Linked DNA regions of Homo sapiens: all the other regions are linked to region 5. A link is an interaction called in ENCODE POLR2A ChIA-PET data of the cell type or tissue named here. Cell type or tissue: MCF 10A. All regions are shown on one strand. Region 1 overlaps MARCHF9 (membrane associated ring-CH-type finger 9). Region 2 holds the start of CYP27B1 (cytochrome P450 family 27 subfamily B member 1). Region 3 overlaps R3HDM2 (R3H domain containing 2). Region 4 holds the start of METTL1 (methyltransferase 1, tRNA methylguanosine). Region 5 has its middle 18 kb from the start of CTDSP2.

Region 1 (4,000 bases), 110 kb before region 5:
AAAAAGAAAAGAAAAAATGATGTTGATGATGATAGCAAATATGTAGTGTTTTCTGTGTCAAGTTTTGGTGTGTATTAACTCTTAATCTTCACAATAATCTTATTAGATACTATTATTATCCCCTTTTACAAACGAGGACACTGATGCACAAAGATTTGAAAACTTACCCAAGGTTACTTAGCCAGTAAGTGATGGAGTCAAGATTTAGGATTCAAATCTAGATGTTTTGGTTTCAGAGCACTTGCCCAATCCTGCCTTTCTAAAGTAAGACAAATGGTGTCAGACAAGTGCCACATTCTAGATTTAATCAAGGCACAGAGAAGACAGATGTTGATCCTGCCTGAAGGTTTTAGGGAAGGTTCCTGGAGCACCCTGCTCTTCAGGGCCACCCATCACCTGGCCCTCCATCCCTTTCTGGGACTCTTTGGAGCCCTTTCTCCCACACAGTGGCAGGCCATCTCCCTGACGGTCATCGAGAAGGTCCAGATTGCTGCCATAGTTCTGGGCTCGCTCTTCCTGGTTGCCAGCATCTCCTGGCTCATCTGGTCCTCACTCAGCCCTTCAGCCAAGTGGCAACGACAGGATCTGCTCTTTCAGATCTGCTACGGCATGTATGGCTTCATGGATGTCGTCTGCATAGGTGAGGGCACCTCTCTCTCCTTTACCTGCTCTGTATCTTCCTCTTACACACCTAACTCCCCTGCCCATCCCCTCAGTTTCCTGGCTTTATTTTCTGCCACTGTAGCCTTTAGTGCTATCCTGGTGCCCCCTCAACCCACTTCCCTGCTTCTCCAGGGCCCTTTGCAACTGTATCTTCTCACTCTGAAGAAATGCTTGCTTAAGTACCTCTGGCCTAGATCTAGGCCACAGTTAACCCTGGATTTCTTATTCCTATTGCTCAGGCCTCATCATCCATGAAGGCTCCTCTGTCTACCGCATCTTCAAGCGCTGGCAGGCAGTGAACCAGCAGTGGAAGGTCCTAAATTATGACAAGACCAAGGACATAGGAGGAGATGCAGGGGGAGGGACGGCAGGGAAGTCAGGCCCCAGGAACTCACGGACGGGCCCCACCTCTGGGGCCACGAGCCGCCCCCCAGCTGCCCAGCGCATGCGGACGCTCTTGCCTCAGCGCTGCGGTTATACAATCTTGCACCTCCTTGGGCAGCTGCGGCCACCAGATGCCCGTTCCAGCTCCCATTCTGGCCGAGAGGTTGTCATGAGGGTCACTACAGTCTGAACTGGACTCCAGGAGCAGGGATCTTGAGTCAATGCATCAGTCAGAGAAGAACTCTCATGGCTGCTGGAGGTACCAGCTGGACAAGGTGTTTGGGGCATGCTGCCCCCGTCACCGAGGATCTGTGTGGGTAGCCTCAAGCTGGAGACATTGTCTGGCCTCACTGCCCACTGGGTAGAGACACCTGGATGACATTTCAGTACCCGCTGGCAGCTCCTCCCACTCATCCAGAGACGGCCGGTGGGCAGGCGGGGAGAGCAGCTTTCCTTCCCTGGAGAGAACCGTCTTTACCTCAGCTCCTAGGGCCTCCAGCCCCCCAGCTCCACCACGGTGACTTGGTGAAGGGGGACCAATGCCAGAAGAAAGGGGCTGTAGACCCCTATTCCCCACCCCATGGCCACAGGGCATCTGGCAATAAGACTAGTATACATTGACCTCCCGTTCCCTGCATGAGGGCGGGGAGTTCCCCCTGCTCCATCCCCCATTGCATGGGGGAAGGGCATAAAGAATCATTTATATGCACGTGGAGACTCCTTTCTCATCTGGGGCTTTTCTGGAGGGTTGGGAGATGTGGGGAGGTTTCTCTGCACAGGTTGCAAATCCCAAATGCAGCAGTGGGTTCTGAGTTGTAGGTGTGACTCCCACTTGCTGGTGAATAATTCATGTTGGCTGCTAGGTGGCAGCACTCCGAGGTATCTAAAGGGTAGACCTGGACCTGCCACCTATGAGTTGTGTGATATAGAAAAAAATCTCTTAGCTCTGGTTTTCCTGTCTACTTCATAGGGTTGGAATAAGGATAAATGAGGGACAGGTTGGATGCCGTTGCAGAGAAAATCAGCAATGACATAAAGAGATTTCTAGAATAGTTGATGGTCCATTTATTTCAAATAGTAGCTGGTGTAACAAATTCTAAAATGTGTTTTTCATCTGGAGTTGCACAGAATCATGGAATTTTGTGTTGAGTGACATAATAGGTATGGAAATATGAGGGGAAATAGACATTGCAAATGTGAAGCATGGTGGTTATTTGTTAAGAATGAGAACTCCTCTGACTCTAAATATTTGGGCCTGTGGGCTGGGGAAGGCTGGAGCCATCTGCCTTGTTCTGGAGATCATCTGGGTTCTATCAGTCCTTCTCAAGTACTGTGCTCACCCAGAAAAGCAGTGTGAAGTGAATTTGGACTCATTTGGAGTGAGATGGAGGGAATCCCCCCACTCAGTGTTATGAGTCTCCAACCCCAGTTTAAGCTATTTCCATGGCAGTTTAGGGTCACAGGTTTGATCCCGGTGTGCCCAGCCAGTGGTATTAATGGATGGCATTATGTTTGGAGGCAGCAGCATAGAGGACTGTTGTTTATAGAGAAAAGATTTGGGAAGGACTGTTTACAATGTGGGTCAGCCTGAAGCCTGGGCACTTTCTTCTGTGACCTTGGGGTTGTGTATTATATGAATGATGCTGTTTTTAAGTAAACCATTCAACAGCAATTAAATAATTCCTTCATTCACGGCTAAAGTCAGATCTGGAGGCCTTTCTTATTATTGATCCTTCTATCAGGGAAGGTTCTGCTTTGCCTCCTTCCTCCCTGGGGATGTTTTGGAGAAAATGCTTCCCTTGCAAAGGCCCACACACATCCTTGCCCAGGAAACCTTGTCCCCTCCCCTCTCCCAAAGGGGGTCTTGGTTGCTGTCCATGGTGCTGGCATCCAGACCAGCCTTGGGATGTAGGAACAAAAGCTGGACTGCGGTTCAAGTAATTTCAAAGTGTGGAAGTATATAACTTCCAATTTTTGAGGGAGTAGAGTGGATAGGGAACTGAGACTGAACCCTCCGTCTGCTCAGTAGGAAACTGTTTCCCCAGAGAGAGAACCCTCTATATCCCCCATCTTGGGAGACAGAAAGGCCAGACTTTACTGATTTGCCATTCTCAGAAGAGCTGGTGGGGACCAAATGGGGGATTGCAAATCAGAGTGACTACTAATATCTATACCAGCAGATAGGGCTCAGGTAGATAGGACACATGTGGAGCTTCCTGTGCCAAGCCTGAGCTGTCCTCTGTGATGGCTCTGCAGGGAAGGTTAGACATACCAAAGAAAATAGACATACTCACACACAAACACACTGTATCCATTTACACTCTGGGTCCTAAAATGAGGCCAAGTGGGACACTTTCCCCTCTCCTTCAGCACTAATGGAAGTCTTGGTATGGGAGTTGGGGCCAGCAATCAGTATGGTCTCCTCTTCTTCCTTTTTCCAACTTAAAAAGATCATTGTCCAGGAAAGGGTCATGGGAACTGCTGCCCTCTTCAAGTGGGCATTCCTACTTGCCCAGTGGAAAATAGGGAGTACGGATGGGCAGAATTCTCATCACTGATTCCAGGGTAAAGGGTCTGACAAGCTGGGCTTTATTCTCCCTCAAAGATCAAATCTGCTGAAAATTTGGTCATTTAGGTTCAAATTGAGTTCAGTGATAGAGGAATAGGGGTGGAGACTGAGTATACAGTAGGGAAGGAGTTGAGAAGGGCAGAAAATGCACAGAAACCTTGATCTTTGTACGAGGCTTTGGGTCTGCCCTGCCCCTCTGTAGATCTTGCATAATTAGATGCCCCTGCAAAAGGCCTGGTGGCTACTGGAGTTTCTGCGGTCAGGGAGCCATGTCTAGGCCAGGAGGCCAAGGTGTGGAGGAGGAAGAAGTGTGAAGTGAAATCTCCATCTACACCCAGCTAATTGGAATAGGGTGAGCGGTAGGGGAAGGGGGGCAAGTCCTGA
Region 2 (4,000 bases), 99 kb before region 5:
ACCAGGTCTTATATGATTTCCTATGCTTGTCAGGGGAAAGAGCTCACAACTTTAGAGGGTTAGGGTCTCTCCAGTCTGGGGAAGGTATAAAATCTAGAGCACTCACCTGGGCCAAAGCCATTTGCAATTCAAGCTCTGCCAGGCGTCTCCCCATACAGCTGCGCTTGCCAAAGCCAAAGGGAAGAGATGCAAATGGGTGGGGGGTGGGACCCTCCCCCAGCCAGCGAGCTGGACGAAAAGAATTTGGCTCTGGGAACTGGGCAGGGTCCCTTGAAGTGGCATAGTGACACAGAGTGACCAGCGTCTGGTGCAAAGGAAAACAAACTTGTCAGTTTGGGCTCAGAATAGGGCAGGCATGAAGAAGAGGATATTCAGACAGGGACAAAGGCAGGTCCTGGTGGGTGATGGGGAAGTTTTCTGGGGCTACTTTTGGAAGGATCTCCCCACTGTTCCATTACATCCTAGAAAGGCATATCCTAGAGAGGGGTCAAGGGGAGTGTTTGAAGGGCTTTTAGGAGAGTGTTTGAGAACAGGGTTGGGGCCCAAGATAGTGAGGAATGGCTCAGTAGAAAGGGTGCATAGGCTTTACTCACATTTTTGGGGATAATATAGTCACCCACATGAATGTCTTTGTCTGGGACACGAGAATTTCCAGGTACCACAGGGTACAGTCTAGGTTGCAAAGCACAAAATGGAGACAACAAGATGAGGCTAGGGGCTGCAGCCCCCTTCTCATTGTTTCCAACTTCCAAACCCTTTTTGGCCAGGAGTAGAGGGCCATTTTTCTCTGCTATCTCCCTGCTTCCATCCACTAGTTGCTTCCCCAGCCCTTCCTTGGCATTTCCTCTTGTTCCTCCTCTCCTTCCCCCTCACCTTAGCACTTCCTTGACCACCGCCTTCAGCAGGGGCAGCTGGGACAGAACAGTGGCTGAGGGGTAGGCACTGGAGCCAGGGCTCAGGGCAGCTGTGATCTCTGAGTGGAGTGCTGTCTGGACTTCGGGGTGCCGGGAGAGCTCATACAGAGCCCAAGAGAGCGTGTTGGACACCTGAAAAACATGTGAAAGCAAGAGAGGTGTTGGGTGTGAGAACCCAGCAGAGGGTGCAGATTATGGAAGAGTCTGGGGCTACAGGGTGCTAAGCCAAGCTGGTCTACGTGGCCATAATGGATCCCCTGCAACAGAAAAATGGAGCCGGAGTCTGCGGAGGCTAAGCCCTGGAACCGGCTCACAGCACGGAGGGAGAACCTCACCGTGTCCACTCCCGCCAATAGCAACTCTGTCACATTTCCCAGGATGGACTGGGCAGGCAACTCTTCCCGGAACAGGAAGTGGGTCAGGTGCGCCCCAGACTCCAGGTCCTTCTCGGGCTGTCCTCCGTTCCTCATGGCTGCCTCTGCCTCTCGCCGCTCCACGTGCCTCTGAGCTGCGTGGGTAGAAGGCACGTGAATACCTCGCTACCCCTGGACAGCTTTACATTCCCCCATTTCCACCTCGACCTGTGCCTTACCAAATGCAAACATCTGGTCCCAGTCTCGGCAGAGGCGGCCCCAGGGCCCAGGCACAAGGTGGCGCAGCCAGTGGGGCATCGCCATGGTCAACAGCGTGGACACAAACACCGAGCCCACAGCGCGGATGAAGGTCTCCGTGTCGGGTGGCACTTGAGCCTCCAGGCAGCCCAAGCGCGAGCCGAGCAGAACCGCGGCGATGCCTTGTCGGGAGGGGGCGCCGTCAGGGTTCCGGGAGGCTCTGGTAGGGCGCCCCCGACGCCTGCCCAGCTCTGTCCTGGGACTCACCTTCCAGTCCGAACTTGTAAAATTCCCCCGCCACGTCCCGAACCAGGGCGGGCGGCCCCGTGCCACGTCCCCGCTGGCGCCTCAGACGCCGCACAAGGTCGCAGACTACGTTGTTCAGGGTTCCGGCGTAGCGGGCGGCCGCTTGAGGCCGGAGGAGGAGCGGGGCCAGGAGACTGCGGAGCCTTTGCCATTCTTCGCCTTCCCTGCAGGGTTGAGGAGAGAGTGCGCATCGGGAAGGTGGGGACGGCTCGACGGGACTGGCTGCAGTGAAGGAGCGCGTTCGGCTGCGGTGGCCAGGAGAGGGATTGCGTCTGCCCCCTTGGGGTACGGAAACCTGCACCGGCCTGCGCCTGTCTTCCAGCCCCCTTCCTCTTTACTCATTTCCTGCCCTCAGGGGCCGGGGTTCCCGGGTAACTTGAGTCACAGAACCTTACATTCATTCCATCCAGATCCTTGTACCCTAGCCCAATTCCTCCGGTTCCCCCAGTTCCCAGGATTCGGGCCTCAAAGGATAAGGAGGTAGGCGGGGAGTGAGGTTGGGGCTCAACCTGAGTGTGGGTGAAGCAGACTGGGATGGGAACCCCAAGATGCCCAATGGTAGAGTGGGACAGCCGACCTCCCACCATGCCCCCAGATTGATAGTTTCGGGACCCGCAGCAGGAGAGGGCCGCTGCAGGGCGTCTGGGCTTCTGGGGGCAGAGAAGACTCACGCAGTGAGCAGTCCGCAAGCCCGCTGGCGGCAGCGGCGGTGCTCCGTCCAGGGCGAGAAGCTGCAGCGCTCGGGCCGGGGTCCCTCCTGTCGCAGCAGCTCCTCGACGAGTGCAGGGGCAGCCACGTACACGGTGCGCACTGTCCCAAAGCTGGCTAGCCACACCGGCCCGAAGTGCGCGGCGCCCTGCACCTGGGGGAGCGGACACAGCGGACACTTGGATACCTGGGCGGGGACTTTCAGCTTGACCTGTGCCCACGCCAAGGGCGTTGACTGGGCTTGGGAATAGGGAGCTTCTGCTCTTTCTCGGGTGCCCAACTAGTGTATGCCTTTGATACTGCAAACTCCTCCTCTCTCATTTCCCATCCCTAGAAAGTTTGAGTGTGATGGGCAAAACCGGAACTTTGTGCAAGGCAGACATTCAGGACCTCTCTGATCATCTCGGTCGAGGAGAAATCTCTAAAAGTTCCATGTCTGGACTGTCCATCTCAGGACGAGTCCTCAGTGAATGAAAAGGAACCCATGTAGCTTTAAGCCGCAAGCAGGCGGAGGGTACTGCCCACTCCGGCCTCCCCCTCCCGCGCACTTGTACTTTATCTGCAGGATCTCCACACCTCAGGACAGCGAGAAGGCGCTTTCGCAGCGCCCTCTGCTAAGAGTCGGGACGGGCTCTGCCCGAGTGTAGCCACACCGCCCCCAGCCTCAACTCGCCTTTTCCTTATTTCATGGGCATCCGTTCTCTCTGGCTGTCCCACATTTGCTCTGCACTAGTCAGTCCTTTCTGACGCTGTCAAAACCAGTTTCCCCAGCACTCTGTCTCGGGAAAGGCGTCCCTTCCTACCTGCAGCTCGTGTAGCCTCGACAGCCCCCCCTTGCAGAAAAGTTCGGCCAGAAAGCTGGGCGTAGAGGGGCCTGGGATGTCTGCCAAGCTCCGGCGTGCTGAGTGGTACTCTCGGTAGCCTAGGGAGGCGCCCAACTCGGGCGCCCAGCGGACGCGATGGAACACTCTGGAGGCGTACTTGAGGGTCTGGGTCATGGTCTGGTTCAGGGTGCTCGCGAAAGAAAGCGCTTCTCCTGAGCATCATATCTCAACCCCTATTTAACCTTTGGGTGAGGTGATGACGCCCCCTCTCCAAGCTCCTCAGCCAATCCCTCCTCCTGAGTGGTCTGTGCTGGGGATTAGCACCCAGGAACAGTAGGCGGGGCTGGGGCTGACTTCACAACTCCCTTGGGTCTCATGTTGCAATGACCCTCATGGGAGGGAGGGCCTAAGATTTTCCTCCTGGGAGAGTGCCTTTGTCTAGGAGCCTCAAAGTCTCATCCTAGGAAAGGCTATAAGGCTTTTTAGTAGGGACTAGGTGACCAAGCTACACTAGTCAGTCTCTGATATTCCCACTTCTACCAGTGAGCCCAGCCCCTTTAGGCCCATCCTCAGGAATTCCCCATCTTTCAGCTCCTCCAGGAAGGGAAGCAGGGGAGGCACAGCTGTAACTGTCCCC
Region 3 (4,000 bases), 600 kb before region 5:
GTCCATGCTGCTGTGTCACTGTGAGTTGGGAGTCTCTGTATAGGTATCACTGCCATTTCATGTCTGTGTGCATCTTCCCCAGACAAGCACCCCTGTAGAAACCTCAAGGGACCTGCAACCATCATTTTAATGGGAGAAGTCTTTCCTGGGGTTAGAGTTATGTCTCATACTATAGTGAAGGAATTAAAGTTCAGGCCTGGGGGTAAACAGGGCAACTACAAAAATGTATTAATAAACCAGAACAGTTGTTCCAGGAACAGCTAATCCTAATCCCTGCCTTTATTTTTGGAAAAGTGACCATGTTGCTACATGAGAGAAGGGCAGGCAACTGTCCTCTGAAGGTGACAGAGGGGCCCTTGTGGGTTATGCCTGCTGTCTATCTTTTCAGTATAGGGTAAACGAGGCACAAGAAGCACTTGTTTCCCTTTTTCCACCTCCTCTTAGATTTCCACAAACAGGGATTAAAGACCTATAAGATCGATATGGTGAATACAGTATTTTACATGATATGGGTAGAACACAAGATACCACTATCTAGGAAAAGTACAAGGGGTCAGTCAGAAGCCTAGGATCAACCAGGGTAACTAAGAACAAAGGAGATAAAACTGAGAAAATTCCAAAGAAGCAAGGAAAACAGACGATAAAGAGGGATTCTCCATTTCTTTTGACGTGGGAAGCCTACATTAATTATCTCTTTCTTCTAACCCTGGTCCAGATTTCTAGTGTTGCCAACTTCCAGAACTGTTGTTTTAGTTTACTTAAATTAACCTAGTATGACAGAGTAGGTAATGAAAAATTCTTTTCACTTGATTTGTTTATGGTTCAAAGATCTTGCATTTGAAGATGAATAGATGTAACCACAGTGACCCAATAGATATAAGGACATGCCACAAAGGATACACACAAAAATGCACATACAAGTATACCTACATGTACATGCAGGAGAAAAAATGCCCCGCAGTACCCAGCACCACCATAGGCTACAGTGCTTCTTGGAGCTGGTTTCTGCAATATCTATACCCCACTGGAAATTTTAAGGCCAAGTGCCCCTGGCAGACACTAGGAGAAACAGCCAGAGAGACCAATAACATAATAAAAGTTAAGGACTTTTGAATTAAAAACCTCAGCCTGTATGAAGGCGGAAGTCATTGCTCCTTTTTTTTTGTTTTGAGACAGTCTCGCTATGTTGCCCAGGCTGGAGTGCAGTGGCGCAATCTCGGCTCACTGCAACCTCTGCCTCCTGGGTTCAAGCAATTCTCATGCCTCAGCCTTCCAAGTAGCTGGGATTACAGATGTGCACCCCCATGCCCAGCTAATTTTTGTATTTTTAGTAGAGATGGGGTTTTGCCATGTTGGCCAGGCTGGCTGGTCTCGAACTCCTGGCCTCAAGTGATCCACCCTCCTTGGCCTTCCAAAGTGATGGGATTACAGGCATGAGACACCATGCCTGGCCTGGAAGTCATTGCTCCTTAAAGGTAAGAACTGATCATGTCTAATGAGTAAGATTAATTCTGGAATCTACTCCACAGCATCCAACATAGTGACGTACAAAAAATCTTCAAGTGAAAATATTCCATTTCTAAATAGGGAAAATTGACAAAATATCTCCCTCTCACCAGAAGAGGGCACTCTGACATTCCCACGATAGAGTGGAAAGGAGATGGTTGGAGGCTAAATTAAGACTTCCTGCCGAGGTGGGCAGATCATGAGGTCAGGAGATCAGGCCCATCCTGGCCAACATGGTGAACGCCGTCTCTACTAAAAATTTAAAAATTAGCCAGCTGTGGCGGCATGTGCCTGTAATCCCAGCTACTTGGGAGGCTGAGGCAGGAGAATTGCTTGAACCTGGGAGGCAGAGGCTGCAGTGAGCCGAGATCACGCCACTGCACTCCAGCCTGGGCGACAGAGAGAGACTCTGTCTCAAAAAAAAAAAAAAAGACTTCCTTCCCAGCTGGGCTGGGAAGCTGGCTCAACACCTGTAATCCTAGCACTTTGGGAGGCCGAGGCGGGCGGATCACCTGAGGTCAGGAGTTCAAGAACAGCCTGGCCAACATGATGAAACCCTGCCTCTACTAAAAAAAAAAAAAAAAAAAAATACAAAAATTAGCCAGGCATGGTGGCAGGCGCCTGTAGTCCCAGCTACTCAGGAGGCTGAGGGAGGAGAACTGCTTGAACCTGGGAGGTGGAGGTTGCAGTGAGCCGAGATTGCACCACTGCACTCCATCCTGGGTGACAGAGCAAGACTCTGTCTCAAAAAAAAGAAAAGAAAAGAAAAGAAAAAACAAAAGACTTCCTTCCAGATTTTTTTTTTTTTTTTTTGAGACAGGGTCTTGCTCTCCATGATGACAGGGTGACATCACCATGATGCAGTGGCACCATCATAGATCACTGCAGCCTCAAACACCTGGGCTCAAGTGATCCTCCTGCCTCAGCCTCTCAAGTAGCTGGGACGAACTAAAAGCACATGCCACCATGCCCAACTAATTTTTAAATTTTTTGTAGAGATAGGGTCTTGCTTTGTTGCCCATGCTTGTCTCGAACTCCTGGCTTCAAGAAATTCTCCTGCCTTGGCCTCCCAAAGTGCTGGGATTACAGGTGTGTACCACTGCACACAGTCCCCTAAAGTTTCTTTAACTGCAGTGTATTGCTATTTGAGGGTAGGGTGAAAGGGATACAAACAAGGGCAGCTGTACTTGCGTGTTAGGGGAATTCTTGGCAAAGGCAGTGAAAGGCTGCATGGCATAAACTTATTAACTTGGAATGGCTGGCCTCTCCAAAGAGGGCCCTTAGCTGTGTAACATGATGTCCATTTATTTTCCACTGGAGAGAAAGAAATTGAGTAAAAAAAAGTGTTGAAAATGTGTTGAAGACTCAGTATGGGATGCGGAAAGTCAAAAGACCCAAATTCAAGTTAGAGGATTGTGACTTTAGGCAAGTCATTTAATTTCTTTGAGTTTTAAATTTCCTCCTCACAAAGTTATGGTGAGAATTAAAATGTTACAATGTATGTGAGCACACAACAAAAGCTGCTAAACAAATCTAAGCTCTAAGTTAAAAAGCGTTTTATCAACTTCCCTCACCCTCCCAAGAGAAAAGAAATGCTGTCTATATGAAGGATAAGTACAGAAGACACAGGTCTTCTGTGTCTTCATTTCATGACCCAAAGGCATGTGAGTATAGTGCTAGATTCAGAAAACAAAAAAAAGAAAAAAAGAAAAGAAAAGAAAAGAAAAAGAAAAAAGAAAAACAAAGAAAACTAAGAATGCAGAGACATAGCTTTTCAGGGCTGAGGCAACCAATGTCATTTCTTTTTTTTTCCCCCTAGAGACAGGGTCCCACTCCCTATCTGGGTCCATCCAGGCTGGAGTGCAATGGCACGATGCCAGCTCCTTACAGCCTCAGCCTCCCAGGCTCAAGCGATTGTTCCCCTCAGACTCCTGAGCAGCTGTTACTACTGGGTGCGTCACCACTCTTGGCTTGTTTTTTTTTTTTTTTGAGATGGAGTCTCGCTTTGTCGCCCAGGCTGGAGTGCAGTGGCGCGATCTCGGCTCACTGCAAGCTCCGTCTCCCGGGTTCAAGCATTTCTTGTGCCTCAGCCTCCCAAGTAGCTGGGATTACAGATGCACGCCACCATGCCCAGCTAATTTTTGTATTTTTAATAGAAGTGGGGTTTCACCATGTTTGCCAGGCTGGTCTTGAACTCCTGACCTCAGGTGATCTGCCCGTCTTGGCCTCCCAAAGTGTTGGGATTACAGGCGTGAGCCTCCGCACCTGGCCATAATTTTTCTTTTTTTTTTTTTTTTTGAGACGGAGTCTTGCTCTGTTGCCCAGGCTGGAGTGCAGTGGCATGAGCTGCAACCTCTGCCTCCCAGGTTCAAGTGATTCTCGTGCCTCAGCCTCCTAAGTAGCCGGATGACAAGTGTGCACCACCATGCCTGGCTAATTTTTGTATTTTTAGTAGAGATGGGGTTTTACCATGTTGGCCAGGCTGGTCTCAAAC
Region 4 (4,000 bases), 93 kb before region 5:
ATAAGTGTGTCTGGGAACAGCGGTGACAGTTCCACTGCACACAGAAATAGCAATGGAATCATCAACCATATACTTGTAGGAAGTGCAAAGGGGTCAACACAGGAAAGGAAGCCTCAACCTGCAACTACCAAAGTCCAGAACGGCAAGAGAGGACAGAGATACATATATGGATAGTTTTATGCTCAAGAGGCGGGGGGAGAAATGAAAATTGTCACCAGGACCAGAATGGGAGGGCTGAGGATACATGTATATTTGCCATTGCTTTAGAGTTTTCCACAGTGTTTTCACACATTGTGTTATTTCATCCTTATAACACTCTGTGGTAAATTGTGAAGATAAGGAAACTGAGGGTCAGATATGCCGAAGATCATAGAGTTAAGAAGGGGCAGAACTGGAACTTATTTATTTGAGATGGAGTCTTGCTCTGTCACCCAGGCTGGAGTGCAGTGGCACAATCTTGGCTCACTGCAATCTCTGCCTCCCAGGTTCAAGTAATTCTCCTGCCTCAGCCTCCTGAGTAGCTGGTCTTGAACTCCTGGCCTCAAGTGGTCCACCTGCCTCAGCCTCCCAAAGTGTTGGGATTACAGGTGTGAGCCACTGTGCCCAGGCAGAACTGGACCTTAAACCAAGGTTTTCTGCCTCTATGTACCATGCTCTTCTTCTCTATCAGGCTGTTATCTGTTTGGGAAGATCTAAAAATAGGGAGTGGCTTGGCATGCATGGGTGGGACAATACAGACAATACAAGAGGAACCCAAAAAACAGGAGAGTGGGGCAGAAGGAATGAGATCTGGCGAGGGAGGGGCAAAGGGGAGGGGAGATGGTAGAATCTCTGAGAAAAGACAGTTCAGGATCACTGGCCACAACGGCTAATCTCTGATGCTTGTGCTGACCAGCTCACTGACCCGGAACCTGGCAGATGAAATGGCTCATGTAGGGATTGACGCCAGAAAGGACAACCCAGGTTTTAAGAAGCATTTGAGGCAGCCCCCTCCACTCTCCAGGGCAAAGGTCACAGACCCAGAGTAGAGGGTAGGTGGAGCCTCTCCATGCTGATGTCACCAGTGTCTGGACGAAAGGGGAAAGGCCAATTATGACCCCCCACAAAAGTTGCTGAGGCAGCAGAAGCTACTAGGCCTCTTCTCACCCCAAAAAGAGGGCCTGAGTGTTACCTAACAGGCCACCATAGCCACAGCCTATGTCTGCAAACTCCACTTGGGCCTGAGCTCTCTTTTCTTTCTTATCCTTTGGGTCATCGTGGCTCTGATTTTGAGTGAGTGGAGCGAAGAACTCTGGGTATAGCTCAGACCAGTCCATCTCCTCTGGCTTCACAGGGCTATTGGAAAGAAGACATAAGAAGCATGAGAAGGTTGGTCACACCATTGCAGAAGTGGTACTGTGAGAGTGTGTGGGTGGGTGAGGGTGGGAGGTAAAAGGGAGGAGGGTTTCTCAAAAATTCTGTAACACTGGGCCCTGTGGCCTCTAAGAGGGACAATGGAAACCACCCTTAACTCCCAGTGTGAATCATAGGACCATCATGAGGCCCATAAACGCTGACCTGCCCAACTCCACTTCTGGCGGTTGATGTGACCCTGGCCGGGTAACTGCCCTTTCTGGGGCACAAGTTCCCCTTCTCCCGAGACTGGCTGCCTAATGCACTGGGATCCTACTTTGTGTTTGTGCTCTGCGGGGAGGGAAGGTAAGGTAAGGTGCGGGCAGGATTGTGTATATGTTTGCCTTTTTATTAAATCCAACAAACAAAAGCAAAAGATGGAAACGACATTCTGCCTCTATCACTTCAGTCTCAGTAACAATTTATTTCTCTTCCCAAACTTAGCACCGCTACCCAGACTTAGGCCCGAACGCCACGCCCACTCTCAACCCGCCAACTCCTCTCTCGGTCGAATCTCCCGGTCCCACCCCCAAAAACTGACGTCACCCATCTGATCCTCCCGGGTCTACCCCAAATCCTCCCAGCAGTTGCAGCACAACTGCTCTCCCGGCTGCTTTGAGAATCCCGCCCTCCTCTCTCTCCCTCTGCCCACTCCTCACTAGCGCAGCGTGTGGTCCGCCATGGGGTTGGAGTGAGCACGTTGCCGGTAGTAGCGCTTCTGGGGCGGTGGGGCCTCTGCTCCGGCCACGTTCCGAGTCTCGGCTGCCATGATCCCAGTCCGGGGTTTCTCTACCAAATCCACGTGGAGGCGCAGGCCAGAGGCGCAAGTTAATGACGCAGCCATGCGCGTTGGTGGCAGTTCCCGCCCCTTAAAGACCCAAGAGCAAATTCAGCTGGGCTGGGCTGGGCTGGGCTGGGCTAGGTGGGGAGGGCTGTAAGGAGCGAGTGCTGGAGGGAACCTCCGCACCGTTAGCCTCCAACTGGGAGGGCGAGGCCAGGCCCAGGGACCCAACGTTTTCTCTTAGCTTGCTTCTGCCTGGTCTGGGTTACCATCCTGGTTGCAGGCACCTGTGCACCCCACAGGTGAGAGGGGTCTAGAGACCTCGCCTTCTACAGTGGCATCAGTCCTCGCTCCTGTCCCCTTACTCCTGGTCTCGGACCAGTCCGCCCGGTCTGACTCTTGTGGTCCCGTGTGGGTTTCGTCGAGTGTGCGCTCGGGGCCGGGGCGGGAGGGGCAGCTCCTCATTCCACCTCCAGGAAATCGAACTGGAGGAAGGAGGGCAAACTCAGGGAGGCGGGGCTCGTTCCACAGGGACACCACGACGGCTCGCGGCCCCCAGCCTCTACCCCGCTCCGGATCCGGGATCTGAGCGCCGGCCGCGGTGCCCAGGCACTCCCTTGGCGGGCCGGATGGCGGACCCCGGCCCAGATCCCGAATCTGAGTCGGAATCGGTGTTCCCGCGGGAGGTCGGGCTCTTTGCAGACTCTTACTCGGAGAAGAGCCAGTTCTGTTTCTGTGGGCATGTGCTGACCATCACGCAGAACTTTGGGTCCCGCCTCGGGGTGGCGGCGCGCGTGTGGGACGCGGTGAGGAATGGGCTGCGCCGGGTGAGGGTCCGTGGGAGGTCCAGATCCCGGACTCCGCCTCTCCCATATGGAGCCATCCTCACGACTGTCTTTTTCTCTGTCTTTTCTCCCGTAGGCCCTGAGCCTGTGCAATTATTTCGAGAGTCAAAATGTGGATTTCCGAGGCAAGAAGGTGATCGAACTGGGTGCGGGGACAGGCATCGTGGGGATCTTGGCAGCGCTGCAGGGTGCGTGAGCTGGCTTTTTACGGGAGAGAGTGGGGACCCAGGGGCGCGGAGAAATGGTCACTTCGTGGATCTTTGGGGGAGAGGGGAGAACTTTGGGCCCAGTCTAACCCCTTCTTTTTAACAAATTTTTTTTTAAAATTTGTTTTTGTTTTTATTTTGGCGTCTGCTTCTGCGTGCCAGACAGCGCGAATTGCCTGTCAAAGCACCTAGGGTGGGTGATTGGGGAGGGCAGGAAATAAAACTCAGGCAGGCCTATAAGAAGGAGTTGTTTCTATCGTGTTGCTTTTTTTTTGTTTTTAATTTTTTTTGTTTTTTTGAGACGGAGTCTCACTGTGTCGCCCAGGCTGGAGTGCAGTGGCTGCTATCCCCACTAACTGCAACCGCTGCCTCCCGGGTTCAAGCAATTCTCATGCCTCAGCCTCCGAAGTAGCTGGAATTACAGGCTTGCGCTACCATACCCGGCTACTTTTTGTATTTTTAGTAGAAGACGTTTCACCATGTTGGCCAGGCTGGTCTCGAACTCCTGACCTCAGGTGATCCATCTGCCTCGCGAGGCGCCTGGGATTACAGGCGTGAGCCACGACACCCAGCCTTGTGTTACTCTTTGTGATTTTATGGAGAATACTGTCACTTAAAAGCGCCTTGGCTTTGGACATGGTCTTCTGTCAAGATGCACATATGGGGGTACTCTGTAGGGAGACTTGCAGACATTAAACTTCGTGAGTGCTTTATAACTTTATTATGAATATATTTCAGATTCCTTAGGTTTTTATTGCTAAGAGAAACAAGCTTAT
Region 5 (4,000 bases):
GCCAGCCACATGAAGAAACTTAGGAGGACTCCAGAAGACATCTCAGGGCAACTGTGGGCTCTGTCCTGACTACAGCAATGGAAGTCCAATGTCCATTCAGAAAAGGGAAAGAAATGGCAGCAAAGTTTGCCTTGGAGGCTCCTGCAGGCCAGGAATGACAGAGCAGCTGGAGAGATATATTTTCCCAGGGCTGGCATGGATATCACCTCCCCTGTGGCAGGACAGGTTGGGAACCCTGGTGTTGCTGACTTTCTGGAAGCTGGAGAGGTTTGAGTGGAATATTTGGAGTGCATTATATACCATAGGTGGCTTGTGCTGGCCACCTATGGTCTATAATTTGGTTGGATGTCCTTGATTTTCTACTGATAAATAGATCTGCTACTTGATTTTCTACTGTGGGTTTGAGGGAGGATACTTGGGGCCAGCAGATGAGTCACACCTCTGATCCTTACATGCCCAGCTGCCTCTGTCTCCCCTTGCCCATGCAGTCTGGAATTCCAATCTGCTCCCCTGTTTAACATCTCATCCAGTCAATAAGCGCCTCTGAAGTCTTTACTTTGTGAGTAGCATCTTTGACATGTTTGTGTCGGGTGGATACCATGACAGAAAGACAAGACTTGGCCTCAAGGAGTTTGCTGGTCAAATTCGAGAACACTGCATCTGAAACAATTTATCAGTAGAAAATCAAGGACATTCAACAGAGGTATAGACCATGGGTGGCCATCACAAGCCACCTATGGTACACAGTGCACTGGTTTATATACCATCTACTGCATTAGTCCCAGCCTCCCAAACTGGCACCAACAGTCCTCTTCTCCTTGCCCACTACTCCCTTCTTCCCTCCAAGATCCCTTTGGAGGTGATCCATCAAGTTGGAGCCTGACACATAATTTCTGCTCATCGTGTGTGGCCTTCCTCCAGTTTCCTGGGGATGTGAAGGAGGAGGGAGGGACCTGTCAGCTGGATGGAGACTTCTTTGCCCAAAGTTGATAGTACCACAGTGGGGCTCTTCACAGGCAGCCATTTTGAGACCTGTCCAGCACAAGGTTCTAGTTTTGGGGGTCCTGTCACTTAAATAAGAAAATATTGAGTGCTTGCCTTGTGCCAGTGTCTGTTTGAAGAGGCAGACCACTGTCACTTTTCTTGTATTATCTAATTCAGTCCACACAACAATTGCCTTTGGTGGGAATTTTAATTATTCCATTTTACAGTTGGAGAAACTAAGGTACAGAAAGATAAAGTCACTTATCCTTATCAAACAACTAGTAAGTAGTGGAGCCACGATTTGAACCCAAGCAGACTGCCTGCAGCATCCCTGGTCGGCACCCCTGTGCACACTGCCAAATTGTCTTATTCTAGGAATTTCCCTTCCCTGCGCCATGACATATTAAAAACTCAGCTAGAGGTCATTTTGAGCAAGGAACCCTTCTCCACCCTGCCTTTCCATGAGAGGGAGTTGGGATCCCAGAGAAGAGGAATTCCAGAAGAGGCACTGCCACTTTGGCTATTTTTCCTGCATGTTCCCCAGGCAGGGAGCGCCAGCTTTTGATTTGCCAGGTGTCTCTCTGTTCTTCTAATTAACACCAGATCCAGCCTTTAGCCAGAGCCCTGCCTATAGCTGGAATCCACCACCATGCGGCTCAGGGGCCAGTTCGCTGTGACTGCCACAGAGGACAAAGCAAGTGCTAACTCGGGGTGGAGTCTTCTGTAATGATGCTCCCTTTGCCTCATCCATAAAAAGCTCCACTCAGATCTACCTCGTTTGTGGTGGAGGCCAGGGTGGCAGAGTGTGCAGGAGAAGGCAGAATCAGGCTGAAACAGCTCCTCTTTGCCTCCCTGGATTCTTTTCCAAAATGCTGTCAGCACTGCCAGTTGGAAAATATTTTTCTCCCTCCCTTTGTCTTCTTTCTTATTAAGAAAAAAAAAAAAGCCATCTGGTGTCAAATTCACTCCTGGCACATCATAAAGGGTAGCACTAAAAATGTCCCCGAAAAACTAAAAGCAAAACCACAGTAGTACACATGGGATTTAATCTCAGCATCCTAGAATTTCAGAGTTGATAGGGCCCTCTGAGATCAAACCCTTCCTGTAGACGGGAGGAAACTGAGGCCGGGAGGGATTATGTTATTCTTTCAAAAATGTTTACTGAGCGCCTACTATGTTCAAGACACTCTTCAGGCGCCGCAGATGAATCACGAACACAACAGTGAGGCAGAAATCCCCGCCTCCTTGGAGCTTTCCGTGGGAGGTTCTTGCCTCGGCCCTCGGGCCTGCGTCTGCCGCCGTTTTTAAACGGCCCCGAAGTTGGGAGCTCTGGCTGGGCCACCTCCGGGCTGGGGGCCCGGCCTGGGGCCGCCCCTCTTTTCCCGCCCGGAGCCGCAGTGTCCAGAGGGGCGAAGTTTGCGGCCACCGCCGGCCGTGCAGTCTCCCGCGCTTCCCCCGCCGGAGCGCCGGCCCCGCATTCCTCCGGGTTGAGCAACAGCTTTTCCTCCGAGGGCGGCTGGCCGGGCAAGGCGGGGCCGCCAGCGCTGGGGCCCTCGCGGGGCGCGGCCCGAGTGTCCGGGGCCTCTGGCAGCGCCCCGGGTTTAAGTGGAGCGCGGCCGCCAGACCCTCCCCGGGGAGCCGAGCTCGGAGAGGGGGGCCGCAGAGCCCAGGCCCCAGCCTGCCCTTCCTGCAGCGCCGGCGGGATTGCCGAAAGACCAAGCGGGTGCCAGGCCTCACCCGACCTTGATGTTGGCGTTAGTCCGGGTTGACCGCCCACTCTGACGCTCTATACAGAGAGCTCCTTTGCTTCCATTTTTACTCCAATCCTGGAAATTCTTTGTCGATGAAAAGGGGACAGTTTATAGTGAACTCCAAAAGAGGGGTCCTAACCTAACCCAGCTCTTTGAATTTAAACACTTACAATAATCATATGTGTGTGTGTGTATGTGTGTGTATATATATATGTACACATACATCTGTGTACACAGACGTATGTGTATACATACATATATATGTATGCATACATGTATGTATGCATACATGTATGTATGCATAGATGTATGTGTATATATGTATGTATACATATATACACTCACACACACATATATACATACATATTTGAGACAGAGTCTTGTTCTGTCCCCCAGCCTGGAGTGCAGTGGCATGATCTCGGCTCACTGCAACCTCCGACTCCCGGGTTCAAGCAATTCTCCCACCTTAGTCTTTGAGTAGATGGGACTACAGGTGCGTGCCATGCCAGGCTAATTTTTTTATTTTTAGTAGAAACAGGGTTTCACCATGCTGGCCAGGCTGGTATTGAACTCCTGGACTCAAGTGATCTGCCTGCCTCGGCCTCCCAAAGTGCTGGGATTACAGGCATGCACCACCATGCCCCACCCTTCATATTTTTCTTTTCCTGCCTCTTAAATCTTGAGCTTAGGTCTTGAATTTTTTTAGCTTTATTTTATTTTAGTATACTTTTTATTTTGGAAAATTGTTAGATGTACATAAAAGTTGCAACAATAGTGTAGAGAATTCCCATGTACTCTTCACCCCGCTTCCCCCAAAATTAGTATCTTACCTAACCATGGTACGTTTGTCAAAATGAAGAATTAACATTGGAACAATGCTATTAACCAAACTACAGACTTTATTTGGATTTCACATGTTTCCACTCCTGTCCTTTTTGTGTTTCAGGATTCAGTCTGGGCCATCATCTTGCATTTAGGGGTTTGAAGCCTTTTAGTATGTAATCCAGATTTCATTGTGTAGAGTCTCTCCCCTTGGCAATGAGGCAGGAGGCAGAGTCCCTGGCACTGGATTGACCTCCCTGTCCTTGTCCTGATGGCCCAGGAAACACCTCGAGCCCTGGATATCCTGAGAATGCTCTTAAGGGATTCCTGCTGGGTCTGCCTGCTGGCTCTGGTAGCACCTGGTATAAATCTGGATCCCAAGGCCTGCACCTGGTCCTACTGGATGGAGACAAGGAAGTCCATGGGGTTCTTTAGAGAACACT

Evidence for each region. Peaks named below come from ENCODE experiments on the same cell type or tissue, not always from the same donor. Only the 100,000 strongest peaks of a DNase experiment are listed, where the experiment ranks them.
Region 1: POLR2A ChIA-PET joins it to region 5 with 5 read pairs; 4 of 35 experiments call an interaction of 5 or more read pairs at or near these places.
Region 2: POLR2A ChIA-PET joins it to region 5 with 7 read pairs; 9 of 35 experiments call an interaction of 5 or more read pairs at or near these places.
Region 3: POLR2A ChIA-PET joins it to region 5 with 6 read pairs; 1 of 35 experiments calls an interaction of 5 or more read pairs at or near these places.
Region 4: POLR2A ChIA-PET joins it to region 5 with 8 read pairs; 9 of 35 experiments call an interaction of 5 or more read pairs at or near these places.

The regions. Positions count from the first base shown.
Region 1 is chr12:57,757,661-57,761,660 of GRCh38, forward strand. MARCHF9 (membrane associated ring-CH-type finger 9) reads left to right here. Exons shown (of 4, transcript NM_138396.6): 3 at 448-640; 4 at 903-2,751. The coding sequence ends at 1,237. Among named protein-coding and RNA genes, the nearest start is that of MARCHF9, 4.6 kb to the left of the region's middle. RefSeq lists enhancers at 1,620-1,679, 1,800-1,849. In MCF 10A, a CTCF peak has its summit at 1,865; a DNase peak (open chromatin) is centred at 1,911.
Region 2 is chr12:57,763,505-57,767,504 of GRCh38, forward strand. CYP27B1 (cytochrome P450 family 27 subfamily B member 1) reads right to left here and starts at 3,574. Exons shown (of 9, transcript NM_000785.4): 1 at 3,343-3,574; 2 at 2,503-2,693; 3 at 1,793-1,995; 4 at 1,507-1,707; 5 at 1,250-1,422; 6 at 874-1,046; 7 at 594-672; 8 at 107-304. The coding sequence starts at 3,537. RefSeq lists enhancers at 817-1,595, 1,567-1,646. In MCF 10A, CTCF peaks have their summits at 1,828 and 2,028; DNase peaks (open chromatin) are centred at 2,117, 2,917, 3,047 and 3,727.
Region 3 is chr12:57,262,320-57,266,319 of GRCh38, forward strand. The region is part of intron 19 of R3HDM2 (R3H domain containing 2); the gene reads right to left. Among named protein-coding and RNA genes, the nearest start is that of STAC3, 13 kb to the left of the region's middle. RefSeq lists an enhancer at 1,467-1,761. In MCF 10A, a CTCF peak has its summit at 1,626 (motif pointing right); a DNase peak (open chromatin) is centred at 1,632.
Region 4 is chr12:57,769,923-57,773,922 of GRCh38, forward strand. It overlaps METTL1 (methyltransferase 1, tRNA methylguanosine), which reads right to left and starts at 2,183. Exons shown (of 6, transcript NM_005371.6): 1 at 2,052-2,183; 2 at 1,172-1,335; 3 at 1-34. The coding sequence starts at 2,161. EEF1AKMT3 (EEF1A lysine methyltransferase 3) reads left to right here and starts at 2,692. Exons shown (of 3, transcript NM_015433.3): 1 at 2,692-2,979; 2 at 3,095-3,206. The coding sequence starts at 2,803. RefSeq lists enhancers at 1,042-2,241, 1,927-2,216, 2,347-2,856. In MCF 10A, no CTCF peak of the experiment used is centred here; DNase peaks (open chromatin) are centred at 1,929, 2,239 and 2,609.
Region 5 is chr12:57,862,946-57,866,945 of GRCh38, forward strand. No RefSeq gene overlaps it. Among named protein-coding and RNA genes, the nearest start is that of CTDSP2, 18 kb to the left of the region's middle. RefSeq lists a silencer at 2,271-2,630. In MCF 10A, no CTCF peak of the experiment used is centred here; DNase peaks (open chromatin) are centred at 2,216 and 2,486.